Regions from separate parts of the Homo sapiens genome. Here region 1 is linked to region 2. A link is a loop called in an ENCODE intact Hi-C map of the cell type or tissue named here. Cell type or tissue: ascending aorta. All regions are shown on one strand.

Region 1 (8,000 bases), 150 kb before region 2:
AGGATAGATATGAAATCTAAATAACTAAGGCTACTTCAAAGGGTGTCCTCATAGAACCACCCACCAGCACTCAGCTTCAACTATATGCGTTTCCTGCTCTGTTGATTCCCCTTTTGGAAACTGTTTCATCGTTTTTCTCCCCATACACACATTATCCAAGGCAGCTGTAACACTGTGGAAGGTCACCAACCACACAGTTTCTACTTAGAAATGAGCTTTGGTGGCCTTAGCTTTGCCAGAAAATGGGTACATGATACAGAACACATCATCTATCTCTCTAAGCATTCATTTTCTTATTTATTTATTTATTTATTTATTTTTTCTTTTGAGACAGAGTTTCGCTCTTGTTGCCAAGGCTGGAGTGCAATGGTGCAATCTTGGCCCACTGCAACCTCCGCCTCCCAGGTTTAAAAATTCTCCTGCCTCAGCCTCCTGAGTAACTGGGATTACAGGTACATGCCACCACACCTGGCTAATTTTTTTTTTTTTTTTTTTTGTATTATTAGTAGAGATGAGTTTTCACCATGTTGGCCAGGCTGGTCTTGAACTCCTGACCTCAAGTGATCCACCTGCCTTGGCCTCCCAAAGTGCTGGGATTACAAGCGTGAGCCACCACTCCTGGCCAGTTTCCTTATTGTTTAAATAAGGAGATTGGACTAGATAATTCTAAAACTATTTCCAGTTCCAAGATTTTAAAACTGTCCCTCTTCTGATTTTAACACATGGTCAACATAACCCTTTACTTTGTTGAATTGCATTTTTGTGTTGATACTTCCCAAATCTATATCTCAAGGTCACATGTGGTCCATTCTCTCTCATGCGGTCCATTCTCATGTAGCAAACTTCCCCCCGAACATCTCCATCTGTACATAGTGTAGGCTTCTCAAACGCACTATGCCCAACATGACTCATAGTTTCCCCAGTAAGTTGTTTATTTTTCTGTATACTTTCCTCACCTTGTCTAAGCATTGCTTTCCCTTTGAGTCTTCTACCCGCGTTTTCTGCAAGAAGCAACTATTTATCTTCCAAGACTCTACTAACAAATCAGCTTCCTATGTGAAATTTTTTCAAGCCCACTTTCTCCCCAGGTACAACCACCTATTACTACCTTCCATGGCATGCTGAGTAGACTGGTATCAGAGCACCCACATGCGTTTACTGCACGTGTTTATTTGTGTGTTTACGTTTCGAATTCCTTGAGGGTAGGGATAGTTTTTATTTCCTCATGATCCTACCCACAGCTCAGAAAGTATTAATAGCAGGTGATTAACAAATATTGAATGAACAAGGGAAAATGAAAATTCTGTAATGTGAGGATTGCTCCTGTCATTACCATACCTGGCATATGTCCTCCACCAATAGTCTCATCAAGGAATGGAGAAGCCACTGGCTCTCTGGCTTCTTGCCTAGTCTTATGTGCTCACCGACTTATGAAGACTCATATAAATGCCAGCCTTCATTTGATTATACACATCTTCCCGCTGTGGGAATTCAGTGTCCTTTTAGTGTCTATTCTGTTTTGCAGAGTGCAGATACCACATTTCCTGCTTCTTTTCTATCTTCCCTAGGATTAAGATTAGAATAACGAGGCCGGGCCCAGTGGCTCATGCCTGTAATCCCAGCACTTTGGGGGGCCGAGGTGGGTAGATCACCTGAGGTCAATAGTTCAAGACCAGTCTGGCCAACATGGTGAAACTCCATCTCTACTAAAAATACAAAAATTAGCTGGGTGTGGTGGTGCACACCTGTAATCTCAGCTACTAGGAAGGCTGAGGCAGGAGAATTGCTTGAACCTGGGAGGCAGAGGTTGCAGTAAGCCAAGATCACGCCACTGCACACCAGCCTGGGTGACAGAGTGAGACTCGGTCTCAAAAAAAAAAAAAAAAAAAAAAAAAGTGACTAAAATAATGATGTCTAGTCGGTTTCTTTCTTTCTTTCTTTTTTTACTTTAAGTTCTGGGATACATGGTGGTTTGTTGCACCTATCAACCCATCATCTAGTCAGTTTCTAATATTTGTTCATTTTTTGAACCCCGCATTTGACTCGGTTCTCTCTCAGTAATCAGCTGAAATTTTATTAAACACAGGAAATTTATATATAAACCAGCCTCATCATAACCAATTAACAAATGTACTTCCAGCTCCTCAAAATGTTAATGAAATTTACACCTGATACTAAGCTCTCATTCAGTAGGTATACTTGGATAAATAAGCTGTCAGACTAGAGTGGCTGAACATTTCTCAGCATCCTCTCAAAACACCTCCCACTCCTCGGTAAGGCTGGAAAATATTTGCTAAAGTGATTTATTTTAGCAAGGTCAGAAAGCCATCTGTGGATTGTAAAAATGACAGAATTAGTTTTCCTTCCCTTAATGTTTTTTAAACTTCCTGGTGCTGTAGTAATTAACATGGAGGTCACATACAAATGGGAGACAAGTTTGCCTTTTAAGAGAAGTTTTTTCTGTGTGATCTATTGCTATCACACATCCACTAAGGCTTATCTGAGATAACTAATGTTTTCAAGTCTGCCCTTGACCTTCCTTCCCCAAATGGGCAGTACTTAGTCACTACCAGTCATTTTCTTCCCCTGCCATCCTTCCTTATATTTGTTGATATAGTCAGGAACAACCCCTTGGAAGTTAGTGTATCGTTGAAAAGATCACCAATATTTTGGACCAGGTCAGCAGGCAAGATTGAACATAATGCGTAACCTAGTTTAAACCAACTATATGTCAATAATGATAATTATTATTATTCTTTATCAAACACTTTATTCAGTGCCATTGGTAATTACATAATTAATGCATTTAATTCTTAAAACAGCCCTATAATGTAAGGATTCCATACTAGCTGAGGAAAGGAAGGACTGGAGGGGTTGTCAGTTGTCTGTGGTCACACAGCCAGTAGATGGCCAAGTTAAAATTTGCATTCCTTCCTGTGCCTTTTCCATTTCACCAGTACTTACAAGAAAATGTCCATGTCTTAAATGAGAAGGGTTCTTGAGGAGATGTGCTTAAGACAAATGGTGACCTGTTCAGCAGGAATATAGCCCTATGTCTGTTGTCACTTAGTTGGAAAAAGATTCAGAAGGCTGAGATGTTGAAACTGTGCACATAATGAATTGAACAGAGGTTTGACTGACTCACAGATGTTTCTTTGCCTTCCAGGAAGATTTCCAACCCGCAGCAGCTTCAGAGACCAACTGGGAATCTGTCACAAGCTCTATTTCAGTAAGTAATTTATTACTCTGTTGCCAGCAAAAGAAACGGATGGAACAGCTAAGGTCAACCCCAAAAGGACTTCACCTGCATTAAGGACCTGTGGCTTGATCAAAAGCTAGATCTCAAACAGGATGTGTTTCTCCATTTCATTCAGGTTACAATGGATTATGTCAGAAACCCTTTTCCCTGTCTGTCAGAAATGTTTCCAGGAACTGCCAGTATAGCATGGTAGGAACTCACACTAGGTAATAACTTAAATATTTTTCATTTTCAGAGCAGAGCATTCCAATTAAAGGTCTGTCCAAACATATCAAACATATCAAACTAGTTCATGGCCCACACTCAAGTGGGGAATTTCAAAATAGCTTTCGAATATTCCTGGGGAAGACGTTAACCTTTGCATTTTCAAGGGTCTTTTCAGACTTGAAAAATCCCAATGTTTACAGTAAGATAATAAGTGCAAATCAGGCATGTATTCTATTTTACTTGGATATAAAACATAACTCACCCTGAAGCTGTAAAATGGTTCATGCTCCAGTTTTTCTCTAAACTTAGTCATTTCTCAGTATTCAGTCTCCTTATCTACTTTGCACAGAAAGAACAGACCTTGTTTTCACCAATCCTATGTGTGGCACTTATGTAGCAATAAAATACAAGATAATAAATGCAGTTGTTTACTAAAAGGTCAAGAACATAGAGAAAGCTTGCCCATGGTTCTGAGTAGGTCCGTGTGGCTGAGTCAGAGTTGTTGTTTTTTTTCCTAAAATTGGTATGTTATCTTTTGCTCTCTGGAGGATTTTTTAAAAACTCTTTCATATGGCAGGATTCCCTCCACTATGAATTATGTGGCTATTTAATTCACCTGGTATGGATGCTGGACTAGAACCTCATCTGATCAAAAGATTGGAGAGATCTTTGACAGTGATAATAAGTGTTTTGTGTGCTTTCAACAGTCCAGAATACATGCTCTGAACCTAACTTGGTGTAGGCAATCATTATCAATTAGATGAAAGTCAACACAAGGCAGATATGCTGAAGAGGTGCTCAGGCTAAGCAGGAGGGTCACAGTAGAGGCTGATAACTCAAGGCAGACACCAGCAGTTTTTGCAACCTTGACTGAGGGTCATGGGATGCTGCAGCTTCTCAGGCACCTTCGACATGATAGCTCAGGGTTGTCTAATGATTCTTGCTCCAACCACAGAATTACAAGCCTTAAAGGACCTTCAACAAATTAAGAATAACCCAGGTCCTTTAAAAGAGAGGCATTGTCTCATCCTTTTGGAGTATCTGGGGAAGTTCCCTGGGTCCAAATCCACTGCAAAAGCTTCTCGTTTGAGTTTCAAGTCTAGGTGCTGCTTAACTCTCTTGTAAGACCAAGCTAGTTTCTTTACTCAGCACTCCATTGTTCAAGAACTTTCTGGAGCAGGAGCAGGGGTCATTGGACCTACCATTGACTTCTGTTTAAACCATACTTTGTTTTTGTTGAAAGTGGTTTTGCATTTCCAGAGCATTTCTTTTTTACAAATTGTTATCATTTTAAATTAATGCAGTTAACTTCAGAATTGATTTTTATAAATACGTGACAAAAGCTGAATGAAATCATATTTACTGTTCAGCTGAAGGAGACACATTAAATTAGTTCTTTTTCTCAAAAATAGTTTTAAAATATTTACCTCAGAAACCAAAATGTTCTTGTAGTCTTATTAGGTCACCTCATCATTCATAAATATTTCCTCAGCTGTCGTTGTTGTTTCTGTCAACTGCCCTAAATCAAAACTTGAAAACAGCAGTAAAGCTCATACATAGGGACATGTTTGCATTTTACCTATGGTTTGGATTGACTCTTCAGCCTCATGTTAGAAGAGATTAAATTTCCCCCTCCCTTCTAAGGGACTGAGAGTTCCCCACAGCTTTCTCTGAGAGAGATGTCTGTGTACACACTACATTCTAGGCACTGCTGGGAGCCACCCTGGAGAACTCCATGCAGCCACTTTCCCCAGAGCTGTCACAAGAAGCTTTCACTGGCGTGGGAATGACTTGATCGGTGTCCCTGTTTTTATTTCAAAAATGAGGGAAGCATTTTAATTTCAAAGATTTTTTATGTGCTGCCATGCTTCTAATTTCGTCAGCTCATTTTGAGTTTTGTGGTTCTTAGAACCACACTATTGTGACACAAGGCTGCTTGTAAACCATCTGGTGCATGTTAGCCAGATAGACTGTAGATTATCCGACAATACAAGTTAATGGCGATTTGGAATTATAGTCCTGAATTATAAGTCTTCCACCTCTAGCATGTGACCTCAAGAGAGATGTGAAAGACAGAAATGATGTGTGTCAGTCAGGGTTCAGCTCGTATCAAGCAGACACACACAGACACAGACACCCACACACAGTCACGTAGATTAAAGGGACAACCTATCAGAAACAGAAGGAACAAATATGGCTGCACCCAGATGAGAGCTATATAATATCAACAATATGACTGTAGAGGACATCTTTAACATGGCTTGAACTGTGATTAAATCTCTGGATTCTTCCGTAATGTATGACAAAGACCGTGCCTCCAGATAAATGATCATTATTACCTGGATACACCTGAACAGAATACAGAGTGGACTCATAAGGTAATGAATGTAGCATGGCAGGAAAGGTTTGTTCAGAACTTATTTTAACAAGGATGACTGAAAATTAGATGTATGGTTTCTTGTAAAAGAAAAAAAAAATGGAGCTGGCCTGACACATTCATCGGTCTATTTCACCCTCTCACCCAACTCCCTTGACTCCCTTTTCCCTACAGGGAATATTTGAAAACTGCTCCTGAGTTATACCAATGGTAGATTAATGCTTTAAAGCCTCTTACTTGTGTGAAGAGGGACTGTTACTCTGAGAGCAGATGATCATCAAATCACTTAGCAACCTTTGGACCTTGATTGGTTAAAGAGAGACAACATTGCCTGAGAGTAAGGTTATAAATTGTGGGCTTGGCTGTCTGGGACTCAATAGCACATAATTTTTCTTGATTAGATACTACAGTCAAATCTTAGGAAAGCAAGTTTTCATTAATTCCTATTTTCCCTTAGTGATAGGAGATATTTGCCTTTGGGGAATCTTATTTGTTTGGTAGTTTCTTTAAAGACATTTAAAAATCATTTGAGGCTGTATGCTCTCTATTTCCTTGTTAATGGGTCATGAATTTTAACAGAGATGTTTGAATCATGGCTCATTTACCTCTAGATTGTACAAGGGTTAGTGAAGTAAGTGCTTGGAAACCTCATGTGCCATGTATTCCATGGCAAAATACATAATCCTTTCCAGGCTTTCAATGATGTTGTGTTTCTCATTTAAAGAGTCTTCCTGAGAAGTTTTAATGGCAACTGGGATCACTAGCAAACTATAGCACTTTAAAAAAATATGTTCCCCATGTGAATCCTCTCCTTTTAAGTCAAGAGAGCCAATTTCATGGCTAATTATCTTTGTTGACAGTAAATAAGTTGGTGAAAGTGCTAAATTTTATGAAAATGTCTCCAGAGTAGATTCGTACATTGCTCACACATCATCTGCAATGCCAGGTGACCTGTAAAGGGGGAATGTGGAACTTAACAGTGGGAGAGTGGAATTAATTATCAAAACTAATGTGGAAGGAGTTTGAAATTTTGATTCCCACTATTATTTGTTGTTATGTGGATGATTTGGGACCATGAACCAAGAAACTGGATAACTTAATTTTATATATTTCTATCTCGTTCTATATTTTTAGATGATTACACTTAAGATAAACTGGAAGTTTTCTGATCTACTTGGATTTGATTTACAAAAAAGCGAATGTTATCTTTTTAGTAATTAATTGATTTTTATCCAAGAATATGGCAAGACAATACCATGTTGTTTTTACATAGCATTCAAACGTATGATGTCTTATACTCAGAAGCCTGTTTATGTTCCTTCCGTATAGTTGAATGACTGTTGTATTTCACAGCAATGGACTTATTCTGAGTACACTGAGCTGTATGTCACTCTTAGGGGGTATCCTATAACTCTCCATCAGTAACGGATCCCACTCTGATTGCGGATGCTCTGGACAAAAAAATTGCAGAATTTGATACAGTGGAAGATCTGCTCAAGTACTTCAATCCAGAGTCATGGCAAGAAGATCTTGAGAATATGTATCTGGACACCCCTCGGTATCGAGGCAGGTCATACCATGACCGGAAGTCAAAAGGTAAGAGACAGACACTTGTACATTCTTCATAAGCACATAGAAATCTTAACAGTACAAGCTGAGTATCCCTTATCCAAAGTATTTGAAACCAGAAGTCTTTTGGATTTTGGATGCTTTTTGGATTTTGGAACATTTACATTTATACTTGCTGGCTCAGTATCCCTAATCCAAAAATCTGAACTCCAAAATGTTCCAGTGAGCATTCCCTTTGAGAATCATGTTGGTGCTCAAAAAGTTTTGGATTTTGGATCATTTCAGAGTTTAGATTTTTGGACTAGGGACATAACCTGTAATAATGAGTAAGGATTAGCAGTACAATATATTTAACTCACTTAGATCAGGTGGTTACTATCAGTCCATTGTCATGTTTCACAGCACTTTCAAATGAAGTTCTGCATTTTGCCCAAACTGTGTTTTTTTTGCATCAGACTAAGAAGGGTTTGGTCCCGTGAAAGATATATAGGTCATAGTTTGGAGCTGGATGAGATCTTATAAAAATTATCTGAACCAGCTTCTTATTTTTTGGCAAGCAAGGCATTATTAGCCCCAATTTTACAGTGG
Region 2 (8,000 bases):
AGAGTACTAGGCTTTCTGCGAGCTGGCTCAGTTTATCTGCTGACATTCATGTCCTGCCTTTCTTCCTCGCTCAGGTAACAGATATGTAGGGCCATCACTTCCAAGTATACATGGCACCTCACCACCCTATGCCTTTTCAAATGCATTCCCTCTCCTCAGAATTCTGTTACCTCCCTTGCCCATGTGGTAGACTAGAAATTTTTTAGTTCTTCACTCAAATGTTTCAGCATTTCTGAAAGGTTTTCTGTCTTTCCTGGGGAAACATACATGTTCCTTCTCCCATAAAACCACAGTTCCTTGAGTACTTATGCATCCACAGAGAATTTAACATGTCTTATTGTGGCCTTGAAGTATGTCTTTCCATGAAGCTATAGTAGACTTGAAAGCAAAAATAGAGATCATTTTTCATCTCCTATAGCCAGTTACCCAATAAATATTTCCATCAATGACAGAGTTAATATACTCTGAAGTGTCTTTCTTGCCTCTCTGCTCCTGCTCTGTTGGTGAGTTTACCTGCCAAACTCTACTGCCCAACTCCTCCCCTGCCCAATATTATATAGAAATCTGAAATAATAAGAAGAATGAATAAATGAATGGTATGTAAACTATTGTAAAATTGCTCTCTAGCATTAAAAGTAGCAAATTGTTACCATAGGTAAAAACTAAACTTTTAGCCATAGTAACAGAAAAAATACCTTGATGATTGCTTTAATTCTATTTCTATTTGTAGATTTTCTATTTGATGATTGCTTTACTTTTATTTCTATTTGGTTCTAGTTCAAAACTAATTAATGGTTTACATTACATAGTATGTTTGGATTAATAGTGTTAACAAATGAATATCTGCTGATGATAGAAACTGGTATGTACATTTGTAATGTTTTCCTGCCCTTTGTTGACATAACTGATAGCCCAGCTTCACCCAACTCTCTATATATACTCAAACATAATAATCTTCTGTGGAAACTAAAAGATGTGTATTAGTACCAGTGAAGCAGCCCTTTCTGAAGCGCTTTTTGGAAGCAAAGAGAAAAGTGACTCCATTCAGTAAAATAAAAATAAAATGTTCAATGCTACCTCTATTTTAATTCAACTTACTTTAATTACATCAGTATGCAATCTCCATTATATAGAACTCTCAGTCCTGGATGCCTGGGAAAATATAATGGCAAATTTATAAGAAGCTTGCAATCTAGAATGAAGGAGAAGACATCCACACAAATAAGTGTAATAAGATGGAATTTACAATTGGAGAGGAATTGAGAGAGTGTGGCAGGGGTCCAGTGGAGGATAGGCAGAGGTTTCATGGAGGGCCTGGCCTTTAAAACTGGTTTCTGAGGCTGGAATCGATTTCCACAGGAGAAGTTGGGCAGTGGAGTTCGGCAGGTTAATTCACACACAGAGCAGGGGCAAAGAGGACAAGAAAGACACAGGAGAGTATGTTTTTAGGAAAGCCAGGATTGCAGTCTGACAGATGGCTAGGGTACGTATAGTTCAGCCTGAAGAAAAGATAAGCTAGAGTATTGATCAGGAGGATGAGGACCATGTGCTTAACTCTGTCACTGATGGAGAGATGCTGAAGGTATTGATTAGGAGAGTGTTCAGCAGCATGTGGATGTCCTGAAATAGGAGAAAAGATGTTGAAGATACTGCTTACTGCAACCTTTGGGAGAGGCAACAAGCACCTAGATGGTAGGAGGGAGTGGTGGGAATGATAATGAGGAAATCAAGTCAAGGTGTTTTGTAAAGAAAACATGTCATCTGCAGGATTTGGCAACTGATTGGATAAAATGTGAAAAAGAACGAAGAGTAAGAACCAAGAAGAATCTGAGGTTTCTATCTGGATTCTAGGGAGAAAGGTGCCACAAATTAAACAGCATGGAAACCAGAGGTGAAGAGAGAATCATTGAGGTTTAGGTACACGAGTCAAGTGCAAATGAAACATACACATGGAACACATTTCTAAGGATGGGCCTCTCCGGGAGCCCAGGAAGGAGGTTTCGAATAGAAATCTGAGAATCATCTCATAAACATGAATCCCAAAGTACAGATTTTCCTTTCACTTATATGATCTGTTGGAGGACCCTGCATCTTGTGGGAGGCACAAGTTATTTCTCTTTTGTTGACTGTGAACTAGGTCAACATTTTCAGCCCTATAAGATATGTATTATGGGCATTAAAGGAAATACACTTATGAAGGCTTTAAAATATATTAAATGCTCTGTAAATGCAAAATGTAAAGTGAAAATTATAGCTGTGTTCTGATCATGAGCAAGTAGGAAACAGTAGCCTACAGGATACAATGCAAGCTAAAAAGAGAAGGAATTATCCACAGTGGTGTGTATGCACCTGTGTGTGCGTGAGAGCGAGGGAGACAGAAAAAGAGGGAATGGGAATTTGTTTTCAGTACTCAAGGTGAAAGCATATCAATTTTCCTTCAATTCTGAGGATTGGGAAAAGTTCATATTTTCTGAAGGTTTACTTTCATATGCTATCGTCGTTGTAATTTGACACCTACAAAATAGTGTTCAGATGTACACAATAAACTTGCTCTTTTGAAAAGCTGGTTTTTTTTTTTTCGTTTTCTTCTTTCTAGTAGCTCTTCAGCTTGACATAAGACTTAATACCCAGGTGAGAAATGATAAAGAACATCTTACAAACTAAAGAAACTCAAGAAAAAGACTTTTATTCCTATTATTTGTCCTCTGCTCTTCCGGGTATTTTTTATTTTTTCCAATTCTAAAAGTCTCAAGGTTAACATCCTTTCATAAACCAGAGCAGAATCGTGGCTATATTCAGTGTTATTCAGATCTTTATGTTGCTTTTCACCATCATTGTATAAGATATGTGTATCATATATTTCCTTTAACTACCAACAAGATGTTGCTTTACTTACCCCTAGAAATTGATCTGCCTTTCATTAATTTAAATTTAATTACCATGTTAATTATTATAACTTTAAAAATACTTTTCTATATACAAACTATGAAAGTCTCTTGGCCATGAACCTTTCTTATAGGCTTTAACAAAAAAAAAACCTGTGTTGTAGTAGAGGTGCCTTGCTGGCACTTTTAACATGATCTTCTATTTATGATTATGTACCTTTAATGGATTAAACAGATACTTCATCAATGAAGACAATTCATTTAACAATTTCTCATGTGAATAGGATCACTTGGCCTTGTAAATATTTCTTGCACTGCTGTGAAAGCCACGCAGATTGTGAAATTTTCCCTAAGTATGTGATAATAAAAATGATGGCAATGGTGATTAGTCTGGAAGCAATTTTAAAATGTCTGATAACAATTCTCCAGTGACTTTGAATGACCCAGAATGAATTTCCAGTTCTCACACTCGACTTAAGAACACTGTTCTAGCACTGTCATCTGGACAACCCACAATCTTTCCAAAACCACAACTATCAGCAAAACAACCACTGTACTCCTTTTCTCTAAAAACACAACCTCTTTTCTGGCTCAAATAATTTTTCTTAAGTTTAAATATTATATCATTATTACTTATAATTTCTTCAGAATATCTGATAATTATATCACAATACAACATTGAAAATAAAAAGCCAAAAAAAATGAGGTAAAGGATTCCTAAATAAAATGACTGGTTGCTTTTTCCTCGGTGTTAGGTAAAGTTATGTCCAAATATAATCACAACGCTACCCTGGACAATTTCATCTTATGATATCTGGCATGGCCCCTTAAATTTAAGACAATGGATAGTTGGGTAGGAAACACAATGGAGAAACATCTCAAAGTCACTTGAAATTCCCAGGGTTTATTTTTGCTGGAGGGAAGAAAATGTAGTAGACTACTTACTATGTAATCATTGGGCCATACAGAGGGCTTGCCAACAACATCTATGTTATTATAAGGATGAAAACTTTTTTTTTTTTTTTGGCTGGGCATAGTGGCTCATTCCTGTAATCCCAGCACTTTGGGAAGCCAAGGCAAATTACTTGAGGTCAGGAGTTCAAGACCAGCCTTCCCAACATAGTGAAACCCCATCTCTACTAAAAATACAAAAATTAGCCAGCCATGGTGGCAGGCGCCTGTAGTCCCAGCTATTCGGGAGGCTGAGGCAGGAGAATCGTTTGAACCCTGGAGGTGGAGGCTGCAGTGAGCTGAGATCGTGCCCCTGCACTCTAGCCTGGGCGATAGAGCAAGACTCTGTGTCAAAAAGAAAAAAAAAAAAAAGAAAACCTTTTTAAATTAAACCTTTTATTTTGAGATCATTGTAGATTCACATGCAATTGTAAGAAGTAATACAGTAATATGGAAAAATTCCATGTGCTCTTGACCTGGTGTTGCCCAGTGGTAACTTATTGCAAAAGTAGAGTACAATAGCACAACCAGGGTTTCAACCCTGAAAAGGTCAAGGTGCAGAGCATTTTCATCATTTTGGACTCATTTTTCCTTTTCATAGCCACACCCACTCCCTCCTCCCCACTTTCACTATCTCCTAAACCCTAACCACTAAACTCTTCTCCATATCTATAATTTTGTCATTTCCAGACTGTTATATAAACAGAATTACACAATATGTAACCTTTTGAGTTTGACTTTTTTTTCACTCCACACAATTCTCTAGAGGTTGTTATGTGTACCAATGATTCACTGCTTTTTATTATTAAGTAATATTCTATCATATGGACATACCACACTTTGTTTAACCATTTACCCACTGAAAGACATGTGAGGTTGTTTCCAGTATGGGACTACTATGAGTAATGCTTCTATAAACATTCATGCACAAGTTTTTGTGTGAACGTAATTCTTCATTTCTTGGAGATAAATGCCCAGAAGTGAACTTGTTGGGTTATATGGTATTTGCAGATTTCGTTTGTTAAGAAATGCCAAACTCTTCCAGAGTGCTTGTGCCATTTGACATCCACACTATCAATGTATGAGTGGTCCAGTGTCTCTGTATCCTCACCAGCATTTAGTGTTGTCACTAGATTTTTAATTTTTTTTATGTTAGCCCTCCTGATAGATGTGAATTGATATCTCATTGTTATTTTAGTTTCAACCCTCTGATGACTAATGATATTCTACATCTTTTCATGTGCTTATTTGCCATCTGTATATGCATTCTGGTGAAGCGTCTCTTCATTGCTTTCATCTGTTTTCAAATTGTATTGTTTGTTCCTTCAGTGGTTGAGTTCAAAGAGTTCCTTATATTTGAGACGTGAGTCCTTGTTGGATACGAAGTTTTCAAATATTTCTCTGTAGCTTGCCTTCTTATACTCTTAGCAGTGTCTCACAGGGCAAGAGTTTTTAACTTTGATAAAAGTATAATTTATTCATTTTTTTCTTTTATGGGTCATGCTTTTGGTGTCAAGTCTAATTATTTGACTAGCCCTAGATTCCAAAGATTTTCTCCTATATTTTCTTCTAAAAATTTTATAGTTTTATATTTTACAGTTAATTTCATGCTCAATTTTGAGTAATTTTTTTATGCACTTAAGTTGAGGTGGTTTTTTTGAGGTTTGAGGGTTTGTTGGGTTTTTCGTTTGTTTGTTTGTTTTGTGTGTGCGTGTGTTTTTGTTTTTTGCCTATGGAAGTTTAATTGCTCAAGTACCATTTATTGATAAGGCTATCTTTCCTCCAGTCAATTGCTTTACCACTTTTGTCAAAAAAATAGTTGGAAAGATTGAGTAGGTTTATTTCTGGATTCCTTGCTCTGATCCATTGATCTATGTTTATCTTTCTGCCAATATCGTGCAGTTTTGATTACTGTAGCTATAAGAAACGTCTTAAAATCAGGTAGACTAATTCATCCCACTTTCTTCTTAATCATTTTTTTTAAACTATTCCAGCTCTTTTGGTTTTTTGCATAAGTTTTAAAATAATCTTGTTTATACCTATAAAAAGTCTTGCAGGGAATTTGAGGGGAACTATGTTAAATCTGTAAACCAAGTCAGGAAAAGTCAACATTTTTATTATGTTGGGTCTTTCAATCCAGCAGCATTGTATGTTTGCCTACTTTATAGGTCTTCTGTAATTTTTTTCATCAGTACTTTCCAGTTTTCAGTGTAAATGTCCTGTGCATGTTTTCTCCAAATACACACTAAAGTATTTCATTTTTTGAACAATTGTAAATGTTACTTTTTTAACATTTTGGTGTCCATGTGTTAATTTCTAGTATATAGAATTACATTTGATTCTGTATATTGATCTATAGTGCAACCTTGCTTTATTCACTAACTAGTTCTTGAGTTTTTTTTAATACACTCTTTGAGATTTTTTTATATAGATGATAGTATCATCTACAAATAGAAGCAGTTTATTTCTTCCCCTTTGATTTGCATGCCTTTAATTTCCTTGTCTTGCCTTATTGCATTGGCTAGAACTTCTAGCATTATGTTGAATAAGAGTGGTAAGAGCTACATCCTTGCTTTGTTCCTGATCTTAGGAGGAAGGCATTCAGTTTTGCACCATTATGTATAATGTTAACTGAGGAGTTTTATATTTGCTCATTATCAAGCTGAGTAAGTTTTCCTTTATTTCTATTTTTCTAAGAGTTTTTATCATAAATGGGTGTTGAATTTTGTTGAAATGTTTTTCTGAATCCATTTATATAATTATGTGAGTTTTTTTCTTTAGCCTGCTAATATAGTGGATTACATAGGTTGATTTTTTCAAATGTTGAACCAGCCTTTCATCCTTGGAATCAACCCCATTTGGTCATGGTATATAATTGTTTTTGTATATTGCTGAATTCTGTTTGCTAATATTTTGTCAAGGATTTCAACACATCCATATACATGCAAAATATTCATCCCTGGTTTTCTTTCATTTTTATCTGGCTTCTTTTTGGTGTTTTTATCTGGTTTTGCTATCAGAGTAAAGATAGTTTCATAAAATGAATTGAGAAGTGTTCCTTCCTTTTATGTTTTGTAAAAGAGATTGTGTAGAATATAGAAAGGAAGCTTTTTGGTGATGTCTTGAAGAAATTGTTTGGAAGTATTTCACCATTGTTTTTGACACTGAGGATGGTATCCTTATAGCCACAAAATATAATGTAAAGAATAACAGAAGACACAATGGTGGTGTTGGGACTATCCCTTTTGGTGTTCCCCCACCCACACAAGGAGACATCTTTTTATAATGTACATCAAATGCACAATTTTTTGTTTTCCTTTCCTGTATCAAAGACGAGTGTGTTGTTCTTTCATGTGAGAAAAAATGAAAGTAGAAAGTGTTTAGCATTTTCTTTGTCTCACCTCCCCGAGTTCCCACTTATTGTTCAGGCTCCGTGAACGAATCCCATCGGACACTCAATTCACCCAAATGAAGTTTGCACAAAATGATGCCTCAGTACTCAGGCTTTGGGATGCTAATGTCTGAGTGACGTGCAGCCTTGAGTTTTTTTTCCTGCTCCAAATTTGCACTGGTGTGTGTGTGTGTGTGTGTGTAGAAGTGAGGGTTTTTAAAAAAAAAAAAATCCTAGGTTCCTCTAATTTGCATGAGATGTGATATTGTCAAATAGTTTCTTGGGCCTTTAATTATTCTCTTATTTGCCTGGGTTGGGCTCTTTCTACCCAGTGTCAGCAGTATCCCTTCTCACTTTCCTGTAGGGAAAAAATTATTCTTGGAGCCTTTTCATCTGCAATTACCCAAGCCTGCCAAGAAATGGCTTTTAGCAGACTGCAACAGAATCTCTGAATACAAATAAATTCAAGGACTTATCAAAAAGCATTCAAGTCATAGACCAGTTTCCATTTGAGAAGAAAAATAGCAATTAATGGAGAGTCTGAGTTCAAAATTCACTTGATGAGAGAATTATTTTTATATGTATGTATAAGCAGGGGATAACTACATTATATAAGCTGGGTTTTTCATTTTTTTCATGAAACAAAAGAAAATGAGAATAATAGTCTGCTTCTCCAAACATGAAAATAAAACAGTAAAAACAGAAAAATATATTTCCTTAAATTTTCTCTTTGTCCATGGTGTTTAAACTATGTCTATAATGTTGCCTTTACA

Evidence for each region. Hi-C counts contacts between places; a loop is a spot of excess contacts. Peaks named below come from ENCODE experiments on the same cell type or tissue, not always from the same donor. Only the 100,000 strongest peaks of a DNase experiment are listed, where the experiment ranks them.
Region 1: a loop joins it to region 2, with 3.0 times the contacts of the local background. A loop is called at or near these places in 3 of 110 quality-filtered maps.

The regions. Positions count from the first base shown.
Region 1 is chr11:103,942,891-103,950,890 of GRCh38, reverse strand. It overlaps PDGFD (platelet derived growth factor D), which reads left to right. Exons shown (of 7, transcript NM_025208.5): 4 at 3,167-3,229; 5 at 7,241-7,439. Among named protein-coding and RNA genes, the nearest start is that of PDGFDDN, 40 kb to the right of the region's middle. In ascending aorta, no CTCF peak of the experiment used is centred here; a DNase peak (open chromatin) is centred at 3,190; H3K27ac peaks cover 2,552 bases.
Region 2 is chr11:103,789,763-103,797,762 of GRCh38, reverse strand. No RefSeq gene overlaps it. Among named protein-coding and RNA genes, the nearest start is that of MIR4693, 56 kb to the left of the region's middle. In ascending aorta, no CTCF peak of the experiment used is centred here; a DNase peak (open chromatin) is centred at 3,922; H3K27ac peaks cover 1,664 bases.